Linked DNA regions of Homo sapiens: region 2 is linked to region 1. Evidence: read pairs that join two places in POLR2A ChIA-PET (ENCODE). Cell type or tissue: Caco-2. All regions are shown on one strand. Links, peaks and the distances in the headings refer to the core of each region. The heading gives the core; the rest is flanking DNA. Region 1 holds the start of FAM180A (family with sequence similarity 180 member A). Region 2 has its middle 9.4 kb from the start of STMP1.

Evidence for each region. Peaks named below come from ENCODE experiments on the same cell type or tissue, not always from the same donor. Only the 100,000 strongest peaks of a DNase experiment are listed, where the experiment ranks them.
Region 2: POLR2A ChIA-PET joins it to region 1 with 14 read pairs; 7 of 35 experiments call an interaction of 5 or more read pairs at or near these places.

What each region holds. Positions count from the first base shown.
Region 1 is chr7:135,746,867-135,755,146 of GRCh38, reverse strand. FAM180A (family with sequence similarity 180 member A) reads left to right here and starts at 6,334. Exons shown (of 4, transcript NM_205855.4): 1 at 6,334-6,642. The coding sequence starts at 6,567. RefSeq lists enhancers at 417-1,332, 1,333-2,248. In Caco-2, for the core only: no CTCF peak of the experiment used is centred there; no DNase peak of the experiment used is centred there.
Region 2 is chr7:135,648,929-135,657,208 of GRCh38, reverse strand. It overlaps the pseudogene LOC124901801 and the pseudogene LOC101027084. Among named protein-coding and RNA genes, the nearest start is that of STMP1, 9.4 kb to the left of the region's middle. In Caco-2, for the core only: no CTCF peak of the experiment used is centred there; no DNase peak of the experiment used is centred there.

The DNA of each region.
Region 1 (8,280 bases), core at 1,571-6,570:
CCAGAAGAGTTCTGTCACTGTGTCCGTATGTCCCTCCAATGATGGGAATACCCCAATCCACAAGTGACTCTTCTCTCCAAAAAGAATTTCTGCCATCTGCCATCCCCACAGCTGCAGGCCACAGCAGAGAACCCAATGCAGAAGAGATCCCTCCAATTACAGAGCAAGAGCCATTCCCCAGGCAGGTAGGGAGAGAACAGCAGCTTATATCCGAGGGCAAAGAGGAAGCAAACCTCTGTAGAAACCAAGTCGTAGCAATGCCCAGCACTCGCCTCGCTCTCAAGCTTTCTCCACAGAAACCATAAGGCCCTGCTCCTGAGCTCTCCAACTAGGCTGGGGATACCCCTAAAATTTATTTATTTATTTTTTGAGACAGTCTCACTCTGTCTCTCAGGCTTGAATGCAGTGGTGGGAACAGAGCTCACTGCAGCCTTGATCTCCCAGGCTTAAGTGATCCTCCCCATTCAGCCTTCCAAGTTGCTGGAACCACAGGCCTATGCCACCACACCCTGCTAAATTTTTTTATGTTTTGTAGAGAAGAGGTCTCACCATGTTGCCCAAGCTGGTCTCAAACTCCTGGGCTCAAGCAATCCTCCCGCCTTGGCCTCCCAAAGTGCTAGGATTGTAGGCATGAGCCACCGCCCCTGGCCAGACCTTCTTGTCTGCTCCCTCTCTCCTACCCCATCTCCTGCTCTCAGACATCTGCACATTTCTGATTTTATGTCCTCAATCTTTCTTAAATCCGTGCCTCCTCTCCTTACCACTGGCTCCTGCCCTGATTCAGGTCTTTATTATCTGTCCCTAGAGCTTGGCAGCTTCTTGACTGGTCTCCAACCCTGTCAAATCCACCCTCCACGGCACAGCCAACCATAAAGCCAAGCACCCCACCCACCTGCTGGGACCCTCCAGGACTCCCAGTGACCAGTAGAGTGCAGTGCACATTGTAGCCCATGACTCTCCACCAGGCCTTCCTGTCCCACCAGACAGCCTCCCACTGCTTCCTGCTCCTACTTGATCTTCCAGTAAGGCTAAATGGCATGAGGTTCTGCACCTACATCAAGTTGTCTCTCCCCTCATGCTGTTTTTCAGGTTGTCCGCTCCCTCACCATTCCTTCTCCCACAACCTAGTTAAATCCAATGCATCTCTAAACACTTAATTCAGATTTCAACCCCTCCAAGAAGCCTTCCCCGACACCTCTCTCCCTCTCACTTTCTACATGAGAATCCTCCAGCGTTAAATGTAACATCATGTGCTCTGGATATCTGCAGCGGAGTCTATTGCCGCCATTGTTATGAAGATTCTTGACAGCAGGGGATCTGTCTTATTTGATGTGGTGTATACCTGCTGCTGGGACAGAGGAGATTTTCAAAACCTAGATGAATGAATGCATGAATGAATGAGTGAAGGACAAACAAAAGGGTATTGACTGAGCCACTTTTGTGATTCTGCCTCAGAGAGAGCAGAATCTTCCCCCGCATTACCATGAGAAGGGCCCAGACCAGAATTCCCTCCAATGCATTGCACTTCCCATGTCTAGAAGCCACAGCCACTTTATTGGTTTTCTTGTTTTTTTTGTTTGTTTGTTCTTTGTTGTGGTGGTGGTTTTTTGTTTGTTTGTTTGTTTTTGAGATGGAGTTTTGCTCTTGTTGCCCAGGCTGGAGTGCGCTGACGCGATCTTGGCTCACTACAATCTGCGCCCCCGGGTTCACGCGATTCCCCTGCCTCAGCCTCTCAAGTAGCTGGGGTTACAGGTGCCCGCCACCATGCCTGGCTAATTTTTTGTATTTTTGGTAGAGACGGGGTTGCACCATGTTGGCCAGGCTGGTCTTGAACTCCCGACCTCAGGAGTCTTGAACTCCCGCCCTGGCCTCCCAAATTGCTGGGATTACAGGTGTGAGTCACTGTGCCCGGCCTGGTTTTCTCATTTTCATCTCAGCCCCTGCTAGGCAGCATATGGAAGTGTCTACCATACAGTAGTTGTGTGACCCTCGTTACTTATCCTTTCTAAGCTTCAGGTTGCCATATGTTAAATGGACCCTATTTTAGTATCTACCGAATAGAACTCCTGGGAAAACTGAATGACATAAAATGAGATGTGTAGTCAGAACTCAGTAAATGGTAGATGTAACTAAGCTGGAAAATTGACTAAGAAATACAGGTAGGCGGGCCGGGCATGGTGGCTCATGCCTGTAATCCCAGCACTTTGGGAGGCTGGGGCGGGTGGATCACGAGGTCAGGAGATCGAGACCATCCTGGCTAACAAGGTGAAACCCCGTCTCTACTAAAAAATACCAAAAAAAATTAGCCAGGCGGGGTGGCGGGTGCCTGTAGTCCCAGCTACTTAGGAGGCTGAGGCAGGAGAATGGCGTGAACCCAGGAGGCAGAGCTTGCAGTGAGCAGAGATCGCACCACTGCACTCCAGCCTGGATGACAGAGTGAGACTCTGTCTCAAAAAAAACAGAAATACAGGTAGGCGTAGTGGGAGTTCAGAGTGAAGATGTATTGGACAACTATTGCCTTCAGTAGAACACCTCCCCCTAAAGTATTCCTTACATAATCAATAGCTCTCAGAAGCTCCACTGTCATGATTTTACTGTGCTCTGCTACAAAAGGCAGTGTTATTCATTTCCTTACCAGTCTCAACCAGTGCACTCAGGATCGTAGCGGGAACAAGGAAAACATGGGGAGAGAAAAAAATCAGTACTGTATACTAGGCCAGGCCTTCCCGAGACTTCAATCAGGCCCCTTGAGAAGCTGTAGATGTTCGCCTCCTGGTGCCAAGGTGTAGTGGTGAGAGAGAAGGCCTGACTCATCATCTTAGGAAATGAAATTAGTTACAAACACATTCATTCCCAGCCCAAGTCCAAAAGCTAATCCTCACCCCAGTTTAGTAATTAGCAGGTGACAATTTGGAGATTTGAGCCTACAGATTCGAAAAGTCTGGGACTGGAGGCCAAAATGGTGATTTCTGGTCCTGGATTCCCCATGGCCTGGCAAGCCACGTCCATCGTCCTCACTCACAAGAGTGTCGGCAGGACAGCAGGGAGGCCTGAGTCTTCTTGGCTTCAGCATCAATCAACAAGTATTCAATGGGCAACTGCAGGGTGCTTGCTACCCCGTGCTAGGTCCTTTGGGCAATCCTTGCAGATTTACAAAGTACAAAAAGAAAACATTACACCAGAAGCAAAGATAGTTAGAGCCAGTAAGACTAATCTGATGAGTAGAGGCCATTGTGTGTTGGAGCCAGCTCTTACGGACTTCCTGAGAGCCGATTGTTAATATTTCAGAAACTTTGCAAGCCACTTGTTAAAGTATCAGTAGCTTGAAATCAGCCATGAGTATTTTCACCAGGGGAATTGGCAGGCACTACAAATGAAAGTTTCTCCCCACCCCTCTAGAACTGGTTTACCAGCACTCCAATAAGGAGTTCCTAAAATATAAGGCTTTAAGGCAAGCGAGGGGAGTGGTTTTGCATGCGGGCTCTGAAATCACATAGATTTCTCTGAGCCTGTTTCTTCATGTGTATAGAGCTCACATATATTCAATGCTTACTATGTACCGGATATTATTCTCAACATTTATACGTATTAATGCATTGATACGAGTTAGTGGGTGCAGCGCACCAGCATGGCACATGTATACATATGTAACTAACCTGCACATTGTGAACGTGTACCCTAAAACTTAAAGTATAATAATTAAAAAAAAAAGAAATTACAAGTTAAAGTGCTGCAGCATAAAGAAGAAAAATAATCATTTATGCCATTTTTAATACAGAACCTATTTCCAAATCAAAACCCTTTACACTTGGAATATTGTCAAATCTCAAATTTTTACCTGGCTGAGATCTACGACCACCTTTTGAAACAGAGACAGTGTAGGTATGATTACTCCCTGTATACTCAAGGGTTAGGAAAATGGAAAAGAACCGTGAGCCCCTCAAGAATGGTGGCTTTTCTTATTGGAATGAAGTAAATAAAATAAATTCATCAGCAATGCATTTAATTTCTCTCTTAGCAATTAATTGTGTATCTACATTGAATGATAACTGTGTAAACAGTCAAGATATGCATGTGGCAAATGAAAAATAAAGCAAAATGTTTTATCTTAAAAAAAAATGCATTGATTCCTTGAAACAACCCTATGAGAGGAAATTATTATTGTCCCCATTCTATAGATGAAGAAAATCAAGCCCAAGAGAGATGAGGGAACTCCACCAATATCACACAGCTAGTCAGTGGCACAGCTGGGATACAAAGACAGGCATCTTGCCCCAGAGCCTGCCCTCTCACCTTCTAGCTCTGCACTGCCCGATACAGGAGCCACTGGCTGCATGGAGCTATCAGGTACTTGAAACAGGGCTGGTGTGACTTGAGAAGTGCTATAAGTGTGAAATACACATTAGATTTCAAAGACCTCATGTAAATATTATATATATATATATAAAATATCTTGCTAATACTATATCACTTACTTGTAGAAATGATAATATCTTGGATATATTGAATTAAATGAAAGATATTATTACTATTCATTGCACTTGTTTCTTTTTACTTTTTCTATTTTTTATTTTTTTGAGATGGAGTTTCACTCGTGTTGCCCAGGCTAGAGTGCAGTGGCACCATCTCGCCTCACCACAACCTTCACCTCGCAGGCTCAAGAGACTCTCCTGCCTCAGCCTCTCGAGTAGCTGGGATTACAGGTGTGCACCACCATGCCCGGCTAATTTTTGTATTTTTAGGAGAGACGAGGTTTTGCCATGTTGGCCAGGCTGGTCACGAACTCCTGACCTCAGGTGATCCGCCTGCCTCGGCCTCCCAAAGTGCTAGGATTACAGGCGTGAGCCACTGCACCCAGCCTCTTTTTACTTTTTTTTAGTATGAGTTGTAGAAAATGTTAAGTGACGTTTGTGATTCACGTTACATTTCTGTTGGAGAGTGCTGCTGGCTAGTGCCCTAACCTCCTAGTTCGGTGGATGCATTAAATCAGTTAATGCAAGGAGGGCACCTAGCACGCTGTCTGAAGCAAATTAAGCACCTAATAGCTATTATTAATATTAGTGAGCGTACTGGTTTTCAAATGTTGTAGTCTAGTATTTTTTCCCCCAAAAAAACTGGTTGTTTTTTTTTTAATTTTTTTAAGAGGAAAGTTCTTACTCTGTCACCCAGGCTGGAGTAGAGTGTTGTGATCATAGCTCACTGCAGCCTTGAACTCCTGGGCCTAAACAATCCTTCTGCCTCAGCCACCTGAGTGACTAGGACTACAGGCACATGCCACCACGCCCAGCTAATTTTTTAATTTTTTGTAGAGACAGGGTCTATTTTCTCTAGGTTGGTCTTGAACTTCTGGCCTCAAGCAATTCCCCCACTTCGGCCTCCCAAAGTGTTGGGATTACAGGCGTGAACCACCATGCCCGGCTCCCAAACAACTTCTTATAGCAGATAAAAGAGGAGCTTTTGCAGTAGAGTAGAGCTTTGAGGAGCCCTCTTGGGGAGCCCATTCACCCTGGGCACCACCTCCACAAACTGGAAAACCCACAGGATGACATAATCTTTAAGTGTCCTTCAAGCTTTAGCATTCCCTATCATTTCAGAGAAGTTGAGGAAGTGATTGGGAAAGAATTAAGGTGTCTATGGCAGTATATTACAACGACTATGGAAAAACACTCCCATTTTGCTTGGGAAAATCAAAGTGGCTTGGCCCCAGGTCTAGGCACAGCCCAGAAATGGGAGCATCACCAATGTGAGTTGTGGGGCTTGGCCCCAGGTCTAGGCACAGCCCAGAAATGGGAGCATCACCAATGTGAGTTGGGGGTCCCCGTGGGCTCCTGGATCATTACCTACGCACGTTCACACAGACAATACCGATGCACCATGTCACCTCTCCACTTCGGCTCGGTCACAACCTGCCAACTCCCCACCCACCCAGAACCTGGGCAGACCAGACACAGGCTCTAGGCGCCAATGTCCTAGTCTAGCTCCAGGGCCAGGCAACAGTGACACTCAGCCCAGGCACCACAATGATTTTGCTGTCCTGAAGGCAACTTAGGCTCAACCAGCCCTGGTGTCTGCCAGGCAGGCTCCCAACTCTGCCTCCAGCCCTCGCCCCTGGCTCTGGTATCGTATGTGTGGACGGGGAGAGCAGCCAACTCTTCGCCGGGCTCTCTAACAAGTTCCGCGGGTCTGTTTGTTAAAGAAAAATTCCAGTGGGTGCATCCAACACATGGAACTCAAGTACAGAAATTATATTTATCCGCCCCACTGCCAAGGAGATCACATGCCCCGTGAGTCACTCCAGATGTGCTCAAAAACAGAGTCTCTCTGTGGAAGGCCAGTTCCCCAATCCCAGAGAGCGTCAAATGAAGAGAGGTACCGACTCCTGTCCCACCCAGGACGCAGCCTTCAGCCTCCAGCCTTCTGAGGCAGAGTAGGCATTTCTGCACGTCTGCAAAAGGAAGGGAGGGAAGCACTCCATCATCTCACTGGGAAGAACGGCACGGGCATACCTGCAGCTACTGGGGTTCCACTGGGCTTGAGGGTCGATTTTTCACCTTTTGAAGGACAAGATGCATTGGAAGATGTTGCTGCTTCTGCTGTTGTATTACAATGCTGAGGCTTCTATGTGCCACAGGTGGAGCAGGGGTGAGTTGCTTTTTATTCATTTGTTTGTTTGATGCTCATTATACTTTCTTCAATGCAATTCAAAATTTGGAGGGAAGGACATTAGAAGCCCCGCACTCTCCTTTTGTCTAATCTCTGTCAATTCCTTGATGCTTCTTGACGTGTTCCCCCTTCTTAGAGGGTGATGGGGAAATGACACTGGAAAAAATCAAAGCTCCTGAGGGAATTAGGTTGAGGTGGAGAACCCAGAGAGTACCCCTTTCTGGCATCCCAGAGAGAACTCATTTCTGCTTCATAGAAAGTAGAACTCATTTCTTCGACTGCCCCCACCACCTGCAGCAGTTGGGCCAGACCGTCTGGAGAGCAGGTGCTGAGACCTGCTGCTAAAATGATGGAGTGATGGGCACTGGGATGCCAAAGGCCTGCTCCCTGGGGGAACCAGAGCAGAAGCTCTGCAGAACGTTGCCTCCTCACCGGGAGGGGATGCATCTCTGCAGCCAGAGGTGGGCAGGTGAGGAGAGCAACCCTTCAACCTCCACTGCACCCACCAGCTCCGCCACCTCCTCACAAAGGAAGGGGCCCCAGCAAAGGCTGTTCTCTTATCACTGACTTCCTCCCCCTCAGGATGTAGTTCCTCCTAGCTGGATGGCATCTTTTCTCCATTTCCCTGGGAGTGGCTCTGCTTGGTAGACACTGGGAGCACCTCGAGCCAGAGTTTATCACTGTTAGGAAAGGAGGGACCCACGGCACTGCCCACTCTTCACCAATATGAACGGAAATCTTTCCACTGCCTAAAGTCAACTGAGTTCACTCTCCTAGAAAGAACCGCAAGAAGAACAGGCTCCTTCAAGTCAGGCCAGTAGGTGTTTCTAGAGATGCAAAATTGGAAGGCAACTGGCATGGTGGCATGGATGCGCCTCCTGCTTGCTTCTCAAGGACAGTGTCAGGGAAGGAAGGAGTGGCCGGAGTGGGGATAGAGCAGCGCGAGAGAAGGATCTGAAATGGGAGGGAGGCAAAAGCTACTGTACTTATGCTGGGTTTTATTTCCTCATGGTTAAACGTGACATTAGGGACTTACATCTCTAACAGGGATATAAGTCTTTTGAGCTGAGCTGTGAAGTGATCGTTGCCCAGAAACAAATAATACAGCATTCTTCATTTTTCTCATAACAACCTTGCATACACATGCACATACACACGTACACCCCTCCCTTTTCTTTTTTTAATTTTTAATTTTTAATTTCTGTGGGCACATAGTAGGTATACATATTTATGGGGCCTATGAGATGTTTTGATACAGGCACGTCACATCATGGAAGATGGGGTATCCATCCCCTCAAGCATTTAGCCTTTGTGTTACAAACAATCCAGTGATACCCTTTTAGTTACTTTTATTTGTTATTTATTTACTTATTTATTTATTTTTGAGACGGAGTCTCACTCTGTTGCCCAGGCTGGAATGCAGGGGTGCAATCTTGGTTCACTGCAACCTCCGCCTCCCAGGTTCAAGCGATTCTCGTGCCTCAGTCTCCTGAGTAGCTGGAGTTACAGGTGCGCACCACCACGCCTGGCTAATTTTTGTATTTTTAGTAGAGATGGGGTTTCACCATGTTGGCCAGGCTGCTCTCAAACTCCTGACCTCAAGTGATCTGCCCACCT
Region 2 (8,280 bases), core at 1,645-6,644, 98 kb after region 1:
GTTCAAACATATGAAAAGATCCTGTGGGTGGCATTTATGTTAATACTAAGAGAAATGTGGATTAATACTATAATGAGGTACCATTTTTCTCCAGATTGGCAAAAATCAGAAAGCTTGGCCAGGAGCGGTGGCTCACACCTGTAATCCCAGCACTTTGGGAGGCTGAGGTGGGCAGATCACTTGAGTCCAGGAGTGTGAGACCAGCCTAGGCAACATGGTGGAACCCCATCTCTACAAAAAAATACGAAAATCACCTGGCTGTGATGATGTGCGCCTGTAGTCCAGCTACTTGGGGGTGCTGAAGCAGGAGGATCGCTTGAACCCGGAAGGTCAAGGCTGCAGTGAGCTGTGACTGCACCACTGCATGCCAGCCTGGGTGACAAAGTGAGACCCTGTCTCAAAAAAAATAAAATAAAATAAAATTTAAACAGCTTGATAACATACTGTGTTGGAAGAAGTAGGGGAACAGGCACAGTTTACACAACATTGAGGGGAGAATGATTTGTTAAAACTTTCATGGAGGCAGTTTGGCCAGAACTATAATTTTAAATAAGCATAACTTTTTCCTAGCAATTGCTGAAATTATGCTCAAAAACATTCATTGTAGAAAAAGGTTGGAAACAATGTTAACCAATAAATTAACGATTAAAATCATGCTATATATCTACATTGAAATACTTGTGCACGAGAAAAGAGCTTTATGTGTTGATATGGAAATATCCTCAAGTGAAAAAAGCAAGGTGTTGGTATGCTACCATTTGAGGCATTGACAAAAATATCAGTGGGAAGGAATGTGCTATTCAATAAATCATAAAATTATCCATATGGAAAAAAGTAAACGTAGATTATACCATTCACAAATATCAATGCCAGAGAAATTAATGACCTAAGGAGGAGGCAACATTTTTAAATGCCAAAAGAAAATACAGAAGAGTATCTTTATGATTTCAAGTGGGAGAAAATTTTTAGATAAAGAGCACATACCATCAAGGAAAAGATTTGACACATTAAAATGTAAACAAGTATACCATAAAAAAGTTGAAAAGATAATCCAACAGACTGGTTGTCTGAAAAGAGAAAACTGAAAAAAATTGAAGCCATTCTGAATGGCTTCAATTCAGCCATGTGTAATTAAGCAATTACATATAAATTCAGGATGTGTAATTACCTCATACACATCAAAAAGAAAAAACCCAATAGAAAAAAAAATGGGTAAAGCCTTTTGAAGGGGGGAAAGAATGGTACACAAAATATGCAAATCAATTGAGATAATATTTTATACCCATTAGATTGGCAAAATTAAAAAGCATGACAACTGGGCCGGGCGCGGTGGCTCACGCCTGTAACCCCAGCACTTTGGGAGACCGAGGTGGGTGGTTCCCGAGGTCAAGAGATCAAGACCATCCTGGCCAACATGGTGAAACCCTGTCTCTACTAAAAATACAAAAATTAGCTGGGCGTGGTGGCATGTGCCTATAGTCCCAGCTACCCGGGAGGCTGAGGCGGGAGAATCGCTTGAACCCGAGAGATGGAGGTTGCAGTGAGCCGATATCGTGCCACTGCACTCCAGCCTGGGCAACAGAGCGAGACTGCATCTTAAAAAAAAAAAAAGGCCGGGGGCCCATCCCGGTTGCAAGGTTTTTTAAGAACAAGATATTTGAAGTATCCCTCCATGGATCACTTGTTATAATGGGAAACACATATTTTACAACAAAGATGTGTGTCAAATACCACCTTAACCAAGTGGTCAAGCTTAATATAATTGGACACACTGATATGCACCTCCTCCTGATGTGATACACTGAAGGCACATATCAGCTGTACAAGTGTGGTATTCTGGCCACAACTGTTTAACCTGTTTAAAAGAAAACAAATTGTAGGACCTTTTCCAAAACAGCTAAAAAATGTCAGTTATAAAAGCCTCCCATCCTCCGAAAAGCCAGGGAACTGTTTTAGAATAAAAATTGACTAAAGAGATAACTAAATATTGGGCCAGGTGTGGTGGCTCACACCTGTAATCCTAGCACTTTGGGAAGCCGAGGTGGGCAGATCACTTGAGGCCAGGGGTTCGAGAGCAGACTGGCCAACACAGTGAAACCCTGTCTCTAAAAAAAAAAAAAAATTACAAAAATAGGCTGGGCATGGTGGTGCACGCCTGTAATCCCAGCTACTCAGGAGGCTGAGGCACGAGAATCACTTGAACACGGAAAGCAAAGGTGGCAGTGAGCCAAGATCGAGCCACTGTACTCCAGCCTGGACAACAGAGTGAGACTCTGTCTCAAAAAATAAAAAAAAGGGATAACTAAATATAATGTGGTTTTTTTTTTTGTTTGTTTGTTTGTTTTTTTGAGACGGAGTCTTGCTCTGTCGCCCAGGCTGGAGTGCAGTGGCGCGATCTCGGCTCACTGCAAGCTCCGCCTCCCGGGTTCACGCCATTCTCCTGCCTCAGCCTCCCGAGTAGCTGGGACCACAGACCCCTGCCACCACGCCGGGCTAATTTTTTGTATTTTTAGTAGAGACGGGGTTATCACCGTGTTAGCCAGGATGGTCTCGATCTCCTGACCTCGTGAACCGCCCGCCTCGGCCTCCCAAAGTGCTGGGATTACAGGCGTGAGCCACCGCGCCCGGCCAATGTGTGATTCTTAATTGGATCCCGGGTTAAAAAAAAAAAAAAAAGTTATAAAGTGCATTTTTGGGACAATTGAGGAAATTTTAATGGACAGATTAGATATTTTTATTGTATTTTATTGTCAAATTTCTTGGATATGATAATGGTGTTGTGGTTAGGAAGGAAAATATCCTTGTTCTTACTTGTTAAAATATTTAGCAAGTAAGTGTCATCATATTTAGTAAGTGTCATAGTGTCTACAATTTAGGGAAGAAAACTAGCATATATATATATACACACACACAAAAAAAGCAAATGTGCAAACTGTTGACAACTGGCGAATCTAGGTGAAAACTGTATGGGTTCATGGTACCTTTCTTCCAACTCTTTTGAAGATTTAAAATTGTTCAAAATAATTGGGAAGGCCGGGTGCTGTGATCCCAGCAGTTTAGGAGGTGGAGGCAGGCAGATCACCTGAGGTCAAGGAGTTGGAGAACAGCCTGGCAAAGAAGGTGAAACCTCATCTCTACTAAAAATACAAAAACTAGCCGATCATAGTGGCGAGCACCTGTAATCTCTGCTACTTGGAAGGCTGAGGTAGGAGAATCACTTGAACCCGGGAGGCGGAGGTTGTAGTGATCTCAGACTGTGCCACTGCACTCTAGCGTGGGCGACAGAGCAAGACTTAGTCTCAAAAAATAAATAAATAAATAAATAAATAAATAAATAAATAAAGTTGAGAAAACACTAGACAAATATTTAGAAAAGATTATGTTGTATATTAACAGCTGTTACAGCCCAGATTAAGTTCAGACATAATTTCTATATTACTAACTGACCAAAACTACAGTAGTAATGACTAGGAAGAGAGTATGTACCTCTTTTTGATTTTCTAACCCACCAAACTGATTCACTCAGTAAAAATGCCATATTTAAATCCTGCATTTATTTAAAATTTAAATGTAGCTTTTCAAAACAAACTATCCAACACTGGTTTTATCCTCTCTGCTTGCTTCGGTGAAGAGTGCGTGCTGCACCTGGCGCCCTCTCTCCATGCCCCAGGTAACAGAATGCAGAGGTCAGGCTGAATGTCAGCCTCTCCCCGCTGTGTCACACAAACATTTCTGGTCAGCAGTATGATGCAGCTGCAGGCCTGCCCGCCTCTCCCTCCCACACACTTCTCCACTGCCCCCGATTCTGATCCACAGTCAGTGGTAATTTGGGACAAAATGATAAGAAAACAATATGAAACACAGTAAATCCAAAATCTTTATTTTTTTAAGACTATAGTCTTGTAGTCTGATAGTAAAGGGAGGAAGCCTTAACTTGCAAGGATATGTACAACATACTTTTTATTTCTATGGAATGGAATCAAACCCAGACAGAGACTACAGAATATATACTAGAAATTAGCAAATGCCAGGAACGGAGCAGGAAAAAGACAAATGAGGCCTAAACACACAAAACCCTTCACTGGGATCTGTTGACTGCAGCCAGAACCAGGGCTGGATCACACAATGGAGGCAGGTACCAGGGCCGCAGGAAGGGAAGTAGCTGGGGCAGGGAAAGGCCCACACTGGGATACCGGTTTAGCACCAGGTAAATCACTCTTGGTATTTATATACAAAATCAGTTGGCTCTATTTCTTAGACATACACACAGAAAGCAAGATTTGATCATTACTTTATGAATCTGTCACTTTGCAATACCGGTATTATCAAGAAATAGGGACAACTCACTCAGATTCAAATTTCAGTAGCAGGAAATAAATATCGAAACACCATCATTGGCCCTCAGTACAAAACCTCTACATCACCCAATATTGCCCTCCCTACCCAACCCCAAAGGACCACTCCCTGGTGGCTGCGACTTCACTGCTGCCATCTCCAATACATACCACAGGTGTCATGCAGCCCTCCTTAAGGCTGGCACCGTAGGCTTAAACAATTGGCTGAGAAGCAGGAGAGAAACACGCCAAAGGTTCTGTGCTGCAAACACGACCCCTCTTTTTTTTACACCACAAACTTCTTTAAGGATCTGGTCACTCAATTGGAGGGATAAATAGCTTTTTAGAAAAAGAGAAGAAAGTCTTTAAAAAGGAGAAAGTGTAAATCTGATTACTCCAAACCAGTCATCTTTTTTTTTTTTTTTTTTTTTTTTGAGATAGAGTCTCGCTCTGTCACCCCGGCTGGAGTGCAGTGGCACAATCTCAACTCACTGCAACCTCCGCCTCCCGGGTTCAGGCGATTCCCCTGCCTCAGCCTCCTGAGTAGTTGGGACTACAGGCACGTACCACCACGCCCGGGTAACTTTTGCATTTTTCAGTAGAGACAGGGTTTTGCCATGTTGGCCAGGCTGGTTTTGAACTCCTGACCTCAGGTGATCCGCCCGCCTCTGTCTCCCAAAGTGCTGGGATTACAGGCGTGAGCCACCATGCCCGGCCCAGTCATCTTCTTAAAGTCATCTTCTTAAGAGCAGTTCACAGATTCTCAAAGTCTGTTAAACAGAGGTGAGCATGGACCTGGAGGCAGCCTGGGTGGGGCAGGTGTCCTCCAGGCATGTGCCTGGGCAGGGCTGCAGGAGCTGGTGGAGTGGGCAGGATACTGTGCTCAGAGGTCAGGCTGGCCATCTGTCCTCCACAGAAAAAGCTGCCAAGCTAGGGTGTTTTGGTCTAAAAATTCTTGGTGGAGACAGGGAATCCCTGAAGGGAACACTTTTTTTTTTTTTTAAGTTATAGTAGAAATGGGGAAGGAGGACAAGAGCTTTTTTGGGGGGGTGGGGTAGGGAGGGGGCTGGAGTGCAGTGGTGCCATCTAGGCTCACCGCAACCTCCATATCCTGGGCTCAAGCAATTATCCTGCCTCAGCCTCCGGAGTAGCCAGGATTACAGGCGTGCACCACCACGCCAGGCTAATTTTTGTAATTTTAGTAGAGACAGGGTTTCACCATGTTGGCCAGGCTGGTCTCGAACTCCTGACTTCAACTGATCTGCCCGCCTCAGCCTCCCAAAGTGCTGGGATTACAGGCGTGAGCCACTGTGCCAGGCCCCAAGAGCTTTTACATAAAAATTTAAAAAACAATTTTTAAGGGAGAAAGAGAAAAATAGTCTCTCAAATGGTTCTGAGGAAACGGAAAGGAGGATGATGGAGACAGTGTTTATTGCTGGCCTGCCCTGAGTAACTCAGCTGGCCTCCATCTGGAGTTTCTTCCTACTTCAGGCCTCTTCAGGCTCCAACTCTGAGCTGCAGTCGGAGCCCCCATCAAAGGCAGAGGTGGTGCTGCCCTTGGCATTGGTGTAGAGGATGCTGTCTGAGGAGGGATAGTTGGCCTGTGGCTGGGCACTTGACCTCCCCTTCGGTGCACGGACTTCCTCCTTCAGAAGAGCATTCTGCCGCTGAGGTCATCAATATCTCAGTGGCGTGTGGTTTTTCCCTTCGCATATGCTGGATATACTCTATGGCCTTCTCTCCTTGGAGTGTTGGGACTGCGTCCCACAAACTGGAGGCTGCCTTTGATGTGGTCCCTACGATTTCATTCCAGTGCATTATGATGGGCCCATTCGTCAGCCGCAGATTGAAATCTCTGTTGTTGCTTGTCACTCTCCACCCCGACGTCATCATTATCACTCACTTCCTACAACCCAGGGAGCAGCCACTGCAGCAGCAGTAGTCGGGGAGGCGGAGGGATAGAGGAATCTGAGGAAGTCACTGACAAGAAGCAGAGTTCCCCTGCCTACACACACACACTCACTTGCTCTCACTCACATAAAACACAGGCAAGAACCACCTCCTCACTCCTAAAATCCCAGTTCAAAATTTAGCTATATGTCTTGTCTGTTAAGAAGGCTTCATACTTCAGAAGTTTATAAAATGCTTTGATTTCACGCCTAGGCTCTTTGCTAATCATTTCTAGGTTCATACCTGTGCTCCAGATGACAGAGATAACCATATGCCTGACCAGTGGAGCACTATGCACTGTAACTACATTTTGGATCCATTTATTTATTCTTTCACATCCAGGACTTTTATTTATTAACAGAATGTTTTCCAGCTAATGTTTATATCTGGTGGGCGGTAAATTAATTACAAAATATAACACTGACAAAGCCTTTATATTTTTCTTTTTTTAAACCTGACAGCATAACTTCCTCTAAGATAAAGATGTTTTAAAGATGCTTGAAGGCCAGATGCAGTGGCTCATGCCTGTAATCCCAGCACTTTGGGAGGCTGAGGCAGGCAGATCCCTTGAGGCCAGGAGTTTGAGACCAGCCTGGCCAACATGGTGAAACCCCGTCTCTACTAAAAATACATTAGCTGGGCATGGTAGCACACGCCTGTAATCTAGCTACTCGGGAGGCGCAGGCAGGAAAGTCACTTGAGTCCGGGAGGTGGAGGTTGCAGTGAGCCACGATCATGCCACTGCACTCCAGCCTGGGTGACAGAGTAAGACCCTATCACCAAAAAAAAAAAAAAAAAAAAAACCACAAAACCCAAAAACCAACGCTTGGAAGCCATAGAAGTTTTATTGTAAGCATTTAAAAACAACAACAACAACACTAGGCTGGGCGCGGAGACTCACGCCTGTAATCCCAGCACTTTGGGAGGCCAAGGTGAGCGAATCACAAGGTCAGGAGATTGAGACCATCCTGGCCAACATGGTGAAACCCCGTGTCTACTAAAAATACAAAAATTAGCTGGGTGTGGTGGCGCACACCTGGAGTCCCAGCTACTCGGGAGGCTGAGGCAGAAGAATCGCTTGAACCTGGAAGGCAGAGGTTGTGCTGAATCGAGATCATGCCACTGTACTCCAGCCTGGTGACAGAGCAAGACTCTTTCTCAAAAACAAAACAAAAAACAAAACAAAACAAAAAAACACTATGACACTATAGAATAATTATCAATTTTATTCTATAGTGTTATAGCGTTTATTCTGTTACTAAATGAAAGCAAAGACTTCCTCTCAGCAGTCTCTCCTATGTATTAGGCTGAAGTAATTGCTGTCTGGAAAAGGAAATTTGCAGTTTCGGATGATGTAGTTACTTGAACATGAAAACAACTGGGTAAGAAATAGAGTGGTGATCATGTAAATGTTTTGTCCTAGTGATAGCCATCATATTAATTATATGAGAAATATTGGCAGATGATTAATTTGAGAAATTTCACAATCATTTCTAAGGAACAAACACAAATTACTGTAGAGTCAGCTCTCCATATCCCCACGTTCAAAATCTGCAGATTCAACCAACCACAGATCACAAATATTTGGGGGGGAAAAAACCAGTGTAACAGCAAAAAATAATACAAATTTAAAAACGTAGTATTAACCACTATTTATATAGAATTCATATTATATTAGGTATTGTAAGTAATCTAGAAATGATTTAAAGTATACAAGAAGATGTATCTATATTATATGCAAACACAATGCCATTTTATATAAGGAACATGCATGCCAAAACATAGGTTTTGGTATCCGTGGGAGCCCTAGAACCAGTAATCACCAGATACCAAGGGACAATTGTATTGTCAACTTACGTGCAGAAAAGAAAAAAACAAAAAAAAGGAAAACCTAAATAATTTTAGGAAAAAGCTTGACTTTTTCAGACATTTTCACAGTATTGAGTACACTATTCTATAAGAGCATGGCTATATTTTAGTAACCCTGAATATTGTT